Linked DNA regions of Mus musculus: region 1 is linked to region 2. Evidence: chromatin contacts called from ENCODE Hi-C or POLR2A ChIA-PET data. All regions are on one chromosome and are shown on one strand. The core of a region is the stretch at or near the end of the contact, and the rest is flanking DNA. Distances in the headings are between cores, read along the strand shown.

Region 1 (5,087 bases), core at 2,219-4,718, 39 kb before region 2:
TGGCGTCCAGAAGAAGGCGTAGGGACTCCACGGGGCTGGAGTTAGAAAGGTTTATGAGCTGCCTTATAAGCGCTGGGGATCACACTCAGGTTCTCTGGAAAAGCAAGTTCATAATTTTAACTACGGAGGAATATATCCAGCCACGAGAGTTCTTAAAAGCTAAATTTAAGCATGGCTTCTTGCTTTTTAGAGCTATGCTAACATTGAGGCAGAATTGAAAGGTAGAAAAAATTTACAGGGTCATGAATAATAGCACTTCATGTTGAAGTCTCAACAGCTCTGAAGTAAAGGGGACTGAAGAGATTGGTCCACAGTTAGAGCCAGGGCTTGATTCCCAGTACATACATGGCAGCTCGCAACCATCTGTAACTCAAGTTCCATGGCATGCAGGTTGTACACAGACATACATGCAGACAAAATACCCCTGGACATAATGAAAAAGAAATCTAACACAACATTTGTGGTAAAATTTGCCAACAAAAAGAAAACATTTTATAGAGAGAGTGCCAATAAGAATGTAAAAATGGCCACAGGCATGCTTAAAACTTAAATATACATAGCTTTTCTCCATTCCCAGCTGTAAACCTGTAATTTTCTAGAACTTCCAGAAACCCCACTTACTGTATAAAAATGTCATATCTCCTGATTTTAGTATATTGTAGTCCCTTCAAAGTCACCTTTGGAGCCACTCTCTAGTCTATCAAAATGAAAAAATTGTCCTTCTTAGCAACTCTCTGAGATAATGCCTTGAGAGCCACCAAAATAGTAAATACATGGTCTTACAACAATGCCATGATGAAACACCAAAACCAAGGCAACTCCTACAAATAAAAGGAAGCATTTAATTGAGAACTTGCTAACAGTGTCAGTCCATGAACATCATGACAGGAAGGATACTGGCAGGCAAAATGGTGCTGGACCAGCTGCTTAAAGGTCACAACTATCTTCAAGTCGCAGGGAGAGAGAGAACACTCAAGACTGGGTGTCTTCGTCAACGTCACTGCTGTGAAGAAACACCATGACCAAGACAACTCTTTAAAAGTAATACATTTATTTGGGGCTGGCTTACAGTTCAGAGATTTAGTCCATTATCGCCACAGCGTGTGCAGGCAAACATGGTCCTGGAGAGTAGCTGAGAGTGCAGGAAGGCAGCAGGAAGAGAGAGACACTTTGAAATCTCAAAGCCCACCCCCAAGTGGCATACTTCCAACAAGGTCACACTTCCTAATGAGACTATGGGGGTACATTTTCATTCAAACCATCTCATTGGGCCTGGTGTGAGATTTTTGAAATTTCAGTGCCCATCACCAGTGACATACCTCCAACAAAGCCGCACCTACTCCAACAAGGCCAGACCTCCTAATCCTTCCCAAACAGCTCCACCAACTGGGGAGGAAGCATTCAAACATGAGCCTCTGGAGGCCATTCTCATCCAAACTGCAGTGATCTATGAAAGATACTTCTTAACAATCATGCCGAGTAAGCCACTTACAAGTTTTAAGTCCTTTTTATTGATGTCAGACCAAGAGCAGGCTTATGCCTCTGAAATCTCTTGGTGCTCATGCTAGGGTTAGAGGGCTCTTAAAGACAGAAACCGCAAAGACTAGTTTACATCAACGTTAGATGGGAGTCAGTGTGATCTTAAAACATTTATTCCTGGCAGAGCATAGTAATTATTTTAGATATAACATGTCAATTATTTTTGACATTTCTAGTTATTTCAGTTTACTAATTACTTTGACTGATACATCTAGGCCATAGAAATCCCAAACATATTGTCAAGGCAGATGTGACCATTAGAGGGAGGAGGGTAGGGGGCTGAGAACTGTCTAAGCAAAGTAAAATGCAGTCAGGACAGGATAGCCTCCCCCTAGTCATCTCAGAGTCCCGGCTGCTGAGACCCCTCTCCCTCGGACTCCTGTGTGCCTGCTGGATCCTGTTAGATACGGACTGAGTGAGGGGAAGAGCTCCTTTGTTGTGGACACTTACCGAATACATTTCGAATAAACAGAACTTTCATCTGCACTGGAAAATACAAATCCATTCCACCCTAGTTCCCAACCTATGGAAGGTCTTAAGGGAGAATCCAGAGAACAAAGGGAATTTCTTTTAAGTTCCCCCAAAGGTGGGCTCCCTTCTGGCAGGTAAGTCTCAGTCTCTCTCTCTCTCTCTCTCTCTCTCTCTCTCTCTCTCTCTCTCTCTCTCTCTCTCTCTCTCTCTCTCTCTCTCTCTCTCTCTCTCTCTCTCTCTCTCACACACACACACACACACAAACCACAAGGTAATGAGTAAATAATATATCCACCTGCCTCTGCCTCTGCCCCTCTGCCTCTGCCTCTGCCCCTCTGCCTCTGCCTCTGCCTCTGCCCCTCTGCCTCTGCCCCTCTGCCTCTGCCCCTCTGCCTCTGCCTCTGCGCCTCTGCCTCTGCCCCTCTGCCTAAGTGCTGGGATTACAGGCATGTGCCACCACTGCCCAGCCAATACTAGCATTTCTAAATCCTGGGTTTGATCACTAGCACAGCTGCACTGAGAAACTCAGCACAGAAAAGTTGGTTTGACTGATAACACCTGTGGGCTATTAGGATGTGGGGAAACTTCAGCTAAGATCACATACCGACCTCTGTTGGAATCCCAAAAGTCCCTTTTCTACCCTATAAAACCTCCAAGGCCCATGACCATCCTTGGATTTTTTTCTAATTAAAGGACAGTATGCTTATAAAGACATTTGTCTCTTTTATTCCCACTTTGCCTCAATCGGTTCTGATTTAAGAACCTTCCCTAGAATATATGGTGACCAGACACTATGGTCTTTGCGCTGCTGCGAATGAACCTGGTGCCTATTGTATAGTAAATATTTGTTAATTGAATATATCTATTCTCTATATTTAGAAAGGAGTTCTGCACAGATCCAAATTTAATTCCAAAGACACCCCCCGGATTAATAAAATGCTGCTATTTTATTATAGGATTATATAAACGCCTAGCACTGAAAAACATGTAAAGTGTGAAAGAATGTAAAGACCCTTTTAAGGTTAAAGTGGAAGCCTGAGGGGGGAAAGAGGTGGCTGGCTGTGCACCGTTTGCAATTCTTCACACTCCTAAGATGGTCCAAAAGAAGGGGGCCGCTGGGGACTGGAGATGTAACTCAGTGGTAGAGCACATGCCTAGCATGTGCAAGTCTTCCGGTTCCATCCTAAGCGTTGAAAAAGAAACAAAAGCAAGGAAACAGAAAAGTTACCCAACAAAGGAAACAACAACTAATAACACTGCTTGCCAATTAGCACCTAAAGGCCTCTGAAAACCTGCATTCGGGAAGGGGGCCCTGGAAACACAGCAGCGAGGACAGTAGGTATTCAGGCCAGGCCTCCGGGCCGGGCCCTCTACCCCACGCCTCTATGGTAGGACCCGAGGAACCGGAAGTGGGCCTCGCCGGGGGCGGGGCGGGCCGCGGAGGGGGCGGGGCCTCCACCACCACCTCTGCTGCGGACGGAGGCGAGATGGCGGCCACCGAGGGGGTCGGGGAATCTGCGGCAGGCGGCGAGCCGGGACAGCCGGAGCAGCCGCCGCCCCCGCCTCCGCCGCCGCCAGCACAGCAGCCGCAGGAAGAAGAGATGGCGGCTGAGGCCGGGGAAGCGGCGGCGTCCCCTATGGACGACGGGTTTCTGAGCCTGGACTCGCCCACCTATGTCTTGTACAGGTAACGCCCTCCTGCGGGCCGCGGCGCCAGAGGCCCGGGGCTGAGTGCGAGCGACGACGACGCAGCTCGGCGGACGGGGGCGCCCTCCGAGTCCGCGCCGCGCAGCCCCGGGTGGCCGCAGGCTGCGGCGGCGCTCTTCTGAAGCTAGGGTGCGGTGACACTTCCGTGGTCCCGCAGTGCTGCCCTGCTGAGAGCCGTGCATCATCCGAAAGGCGCCCTTTTGACAGCTCGCTATGGGATAATGTCACTTAAGCGGCCAGATCTGCTCTTTACAAACACTGTCGGGCCTTTGCGTGCCTTCTGCTGCCTGGAGAGAACTTTCCTGCCTTTCCTTCATCTTGGCCACTGTGCACATCCCTTCTGTCTTCCTTTCCATGTCCCCTAGTTCCTTGTCAAAAAGTACTTACTGTTTTTTGTAGTTCTACCTAAACCCTTTAGGTGACTCATTTGCCAGGCTTTCAGGAATGAGTGAAAGGCATTATAGAGGTTTCTGCAGTTGGATGACTTGAGATTGGTTGTGGGGTCCCATAGCTTCAGAACTTTCCTCTGATTTATGAATTATGTTCTTCGGATGGCTGATTTCCGAAGAACTAAATGACCGTGTTTGCCGTGCCTCTCTCCAAACTATAGGATATATATATATACATATATACATACATATGTATATATATATATATATATAAAATTAGCAGGTCATTCTTTTCCCCATATTCTTACATAAGGGATGCAATTTCAAGGTTAACTGCGTACCACAAATGTCTGCTGTCAGTAACTGATTAGTATAGAGAAGAAGAAAAGAATGTAAGTCAAGGCTGGCCACACTGAGCAGTTCATGGAAGTCTCCAGAAGTGCCAGTTGTTGCAGTCATACTGTTGTTTTGAGACTGTTCCCTGGATTGTTAGCATGCATACAGTATGCTATGCAGGTTTTAAGTACTCAAAATTATTCCTTCTCAAAGTTGCCTTCCAAAGTTGACTGGTAACATTATCTTCATCTTATAAATGAAGAAACCAACATCCAGGCAGATTAATGACTTCACACAGGAAGTTGTAAAGCTAATATTCTGGCTTAGGCAACTGTCAGATTCCAGAGCCTTCTCTCCCTCATGCTAGGCAGGCATCTCCACATGCCAGGCCCTCCCTCTGCCTAACAAGTCCCTCTGTAGTGACAATAACTCATAATGCTTCCTTGGACTTTGGGGGGAGTGTTGAAGTATCACATGTAGGACTTTGCGCCTGTGTTCTACCTCCTGAGATACATCCCCAGTCCTAATTTGAGTTTAAAAGGTTAGTTCCTACTAAAATGCATGTTTAAAAAAAAAATACTAACTCCAGAATCTTACTAAGTAAATGGGGGAGGCTAATTTTTAAGTTAAACCTTGGATACTTTC
Region 2 (4,669 bases), core at 108-2,607:
TGTGACACACAGAGCACACCCTTGATCGAGAGGAAAGTAGTTTGCCTTGTCCAGACACTTCGGGTGCAGTGATGGTCTCTTTCTTTGTGACCCAGAACATATTTCTAACATATTGTGGGGGAGTCCACCAGAGAAGACTACTTGGATATGGGTTTAAGCCAATAGGAAGTCCTTATTAGCTGGTGAACTCTTTAGCACAACACTATACCCTGTGTTGCAATACTCTAGTTAAAAAGAACAGTTAGCCAAAAGCCAAAACCAAGGTTATTATCTTTAGAGACTTTCCCAGAACTATGGGTTTTGATGGATTTAGGCCTTTGTTTTAGTTTTGGTGGGTGCTACATTTTATATGCTGATTATAGAACATGAATGGGTCTTTCACTAAGGCAGTTGTGCTCCAGTCTGGGGATCCATTACAAAGAAATATTAAGAAACATGTTCAGAACTGGATTCAGTGACATTGGAACCTGAAACTTTTCAGCACAGGGTGTTTTGTTTTGTTTTTTCTTTTTTCCATTAAATCTTGGGATCCATTCTATACGTTATAATTTTGACCACTGTTGTGTTTAGTAACAAAAGAATGTGATTCTTTAAATGAGGTTGCTGGTATGTTTCTTTGCATAGTTGAATTTGTAAATGAGTCCATCAAAAAAAGTAAATAAACTCATTACAAAGCTAAGTGCAACCAGTTTCCCCTTCATCATCCTATGGAAGCCTCTCACAGGTGGAAATGGGAAGATCTGTTGTTCATTTCCACTGCTGCATGGCGCGATGCTGTCTCGTTGACGGCCATTCAGATTGCCCACACGATTTTGCAACTACAATTTTATTACAAACATCATGCCTGCCCTCTTTCGCGTGTGATGGTTTCTCCCGGAATACAGACAGCAGTGTGGTTTATAAGGTCCTCATCCCTGGACACCTTAAACTTCCACAGACTGGCAGCAACCTGTGCAAGGCCAGAAACAGGAGACCTTTTAAGGGGTGTATCATTCACTCTAGGTAGTGAACGCCCAGAGTTTGTGCGTGTAAGGGGGAAGCTCTGTAGTCATTTTTACTAAGGACTCTCCTAGAAGGTGAGTAACACGTATCTGTACGTTGAAAGGCTAAGATGCAAGAATTTAGAACGTTCAGGGAATGGTGAGGGAGTGGATGACTGGGAAAGCAAAGACCACTCTTTTGCGGTTTTCTCCCGATGGGACAGAAACACTGTGCAGAGGGTAGAAAACAGCCTGGCTGCCCTCCTATGGTGGACACTAGCTGGACGCATGCTTTCCCAGCTGGGCGGGGCTTAGGAAGCTTCCGCGGGGCGTGCCTAGGAGGGAGCGGCCCCGCCCTCTCCCCGCCATCCCCTGCGGGACAGGAGCGGTGACGCCACGGGAGCGGGCGATGACGGGCGGGTCGAGCTCGCGCAGGCGCCGGGCAGAAGAGCGCAGCTCGGCTGCGGGGACAGAGCGCAACTCCCGGAGAGAGGCTGTGGGAGGCATGGGCGCGGGCCCGGCGCTGGCAGCGCTGCTGCTGGCCGGGTCGGTGCTGAGCGCCACGCTGCTGGCCCCCGGCCGCCGGGCGGAGCCAGGTGAGCGAGCGGCCCCCACGGCTAGGGGTAGCGGGGACCGTGCGTGGGCCTGCCCCGGACCTCCCCACGGCCCGCGGGGCGCAGGACTTGAGCGTCGCGCCCGGTCCACGCTGGGGTGGACCGCAGTGCCGGCGTCGCAGGAGCCGCGACCCGGGTCTGGCTTCCCAGGTTCAGTTGAAGGACCTTGGGGCTGGGTGCTCTGTCCGTCTCCGAATTCACCAGGGGGAAGGGTGAAAAAATAGGAATTCTGGGACTTCTCTTGACTCAGGTCTGAAGGTTCATAGGGTCCCGCAACTCCATTTCACAAACTCCTATCGAGAGGATAGTTTGGGTCGAGGACTGAGGCAAGTGAACACCCACTTCTACCCCAAACCCCCACCCCTTACCTTTATGCATTGTTTGGGATAGGGCCTGTCACCTGGCAAGGTATGTCACCTGCCTTTTTCCTATCCATCTCATCCCCTTTTCTGTATAGAAATTGGAATGTGGTGCCTGTGTTGAACACCCCTTCAGCTTCCAAACTTTAAAAAAGACATTGAAACAATGCAAAAAGCACGAAGAACGGTGTGAGTTACAATTTGCAATTACAACCCGTCCTTGGGAGGAGAGAGTTAAAAGAAAATCCTGCTGAGTTTGGGGTCTGGCCAGGGTGTTTGAACTTTTCACTGCTGCTCTTATTTGAAGCTTCCTGGGGGGGCAATTCTGACGTTCAGCTAGGCCTGAGGGACTCTACATGCTCCCAAATTATATAGTAACAATGTCAAGCTCTTTCTGAGCCTAAAACCCACATGGCAAATCTAAGCGTAAAACATACTACTAAAGACTAAGAAGTAGAAATCCAGCCATTCTGTCCAGGAAAGGATGCTGTTGTATAGGGTGAAGAGTAGTTGCACAGGGAGTTACTCTCACTGGAAAAGGAAGACTGTCAAGAATGAACGGTAGGTAGCCTGGATAGATGACTCCAGCTTAAGAGAATTGGCTGCCCTTTGATACCACCTACCCATGTCAGGGCACAACCACATATGACTCAAGTTCTAGGGGTTCTGATGCCATCTTCTGGCTTCTTTGGGTACCAGGCACTCATGTGGTATGCATACATACATACATACATACATACATACATGCAGGCCAGGCACCCAAACACATTTTAAAAAATTAACAGGAGGAATGAAAAAGAAAATTATGACAGATCAAACAAATAAACAAGCAAACAAAACCCCTAAGAATACCTAGGTTTAGGAAAGCCGTTAAACGAATATTCCAAAACTCACAGGATATGTAAATGGCTGTGGTGAGCTTTGGGAGGACATGTTCAAATTGCTGTTTTCTCTTTATCCAGCTGAAAGATGAGGGAGAAATCCAAGGGCTGGTGGAGGCCGGAGGGACAGAGCAGATACGCTTGCGTCCTTTCTGGAGTGTGGTAACCTAGGAGTTAACTACTGCCCCTGACTGAACTCCACTCCTACCTACCTCCCAGCAGGTCGGACCTAAAGCAAGTTGGTTGGTCTCTCTAGGTCACACAGTGGTGCCTGCCTGGAGCACCAGCTACTTGGGAGACTGAGGCAGGAGGATATCTTGAACCCAACAATTCAAGGCCAATCACTGCAGTGCAGAGAAGTCCCCACAGGAGGGGGAAAAAAAGACTAATCTATCGTATAAGACTGTTAGGATGTGGCACACAGTAAGACAGTCATCCTTACCAGCTACGAGTCTATGATCTCTGCAGATGTCATACTCCAGCCCCACCGAAAAGGACTGGAATTTCACAGTACTTTTGAGATGGTATTAACATTTTTGAAAAGCTATTTTTGGGGAAAAAAAATCTTTGCTCACAGATGTTCATTCTTTTTTTTAAAGACATCTTTTTTTTAAGTTTTATTTATTTATTTTGTGTATAGGAGTACACTGTCATCAGACACATCAGAAGAGGGCATCAGATCCCATTACAGATGGTTGGGAGCCACCATGTGGTTGCTGGGATGTGAACTCAGGACCTCTGGAAGAGCAGTTGGTGCTCTTAACTGCTGAGCCAGCTCTCCAGCCCCAGAAGTTCATTTTTAAATGCTGTGTGTGTGTGTGTGTGTGTGTGTGTGTGTGTGTGTGTGTGTTTGTGTGTAATGTAAATGTGTTGTCAAGCCTAACTCTGCTTGAGTTGAGTCCCTGGAGTCTATGTGGTGAGAGGAGACACCCCAGTCCTAAGTGAGTGCCAACTTAATGATGTCATCAAGCAAGTACCTCTTGATTGAATGCTGGAGCAGGGAGTCTTAGTGCCCTTCAGTCTTGTCATACACGTCATATGCCTTTCAAATGTGCCATTAAAGCGAGGAGGTTCATAGTCTTCCACCAGAATGGTGGGGTGCAAGAGTTCTCAAACTTTTACAAGGCAGAATGGCCCAGGAGTCTCGCCCACCTGCACATGTGACTCGGGAGGGCTGCAGTCTGTATTTAGGTTTTTCTTCCACTCAGTGTAAGTCTGACTTGGTTGCACTGTTAGTTCTGGCAGCTGCTCTTGGCTTTGCGTGGCCTTGGGTTGGAGGCTGTTGTTGTGGCTGCAGCACGCAACTGGTGAGTGTAGCACTGGGGGCAGATGATCTCGTCATCGTTGTGCTTCTGGGAGAGCTGTAGGTGCAGGCTGGACTGTTCTGGATCACGTAGTCCAAGAGTGTCCAGTCATGCTCCAATGCTGTTTGCTGTGTATTAAGTGCTGGTGGTCAGGTTGGGCGCCATGGTTGGATCTTGGTCTTAATATTCCACTGGGTTGGAATTCACGGATGATATTGCCCGTCAGCGTTTCCATACATATCTGCATCTTGTGTCTCCTTGTTTTACTTTAGGCACGTGGGGGTTTTGCCTGCATGTATGCCTCCGCACCCTGTGCGTGCCTGGTGCCCGCAGAGGCCAGAGGAGGATGTAAGCGCTCCTGGAACTGCAGTTGTAGATGGCTGTGAGTTTCATGTGGGTGCTGAGAGTCAAACTAGTGTCCTCTGGAAGAGCAGCGGCCTTTGATGTCTCTTGTTGCCCTCCTTGGAGACATAGAGCTGCAGTCTGCACTTCTAACAAGCCGCTGGGGCAGAGCTAATAACTAAGGTGGTG

What was found. A loop is a pair of places that touch in the nucleus more often than their neighbours do. ChIA-PET counts read pairs that join two places held with the same protein, here RNA polymerase II (POLR2A).
Region 1: a map of heart shows a loop between it and region 2 (7-fold over the local background). The contact joins the promoter of Fnta here to the promoter of Hgsnat in region 2. A Hi-C loop is called at or near these places in 3 of 37 maps with a recorded cell type or tissue (heart, left cerebral cortex and regulatory T cell). POLR2A ChIA-PET finds 5 or more read pairs at or near these places in 1 of 5 experiments (Patski).

The regions. Positions count from the first base shown.
Region 1 is chr8:26,013,991-26,019,077 of GRCm38, reverse strand. Fnta (farnesyltransferase, CAAX box, alpha) reads left to right here and starts at 3,468. Exons shown (of 9, transcript NM_008033.4): 1 at 3,468-3,697. The coding sequence starts at 3,498.
Region 2 is chr8:25,973,432-25,978,100 of GRCm38, reverse strand. Hgsnat (heparan-alpha-glucosaminide N-acetyltransferase) reads left to right here and starts at 1,357. Exons shown (of 18, transcript NM_029884.1): 1 at 1,357-1,576. The coding sequence starts at 1,390.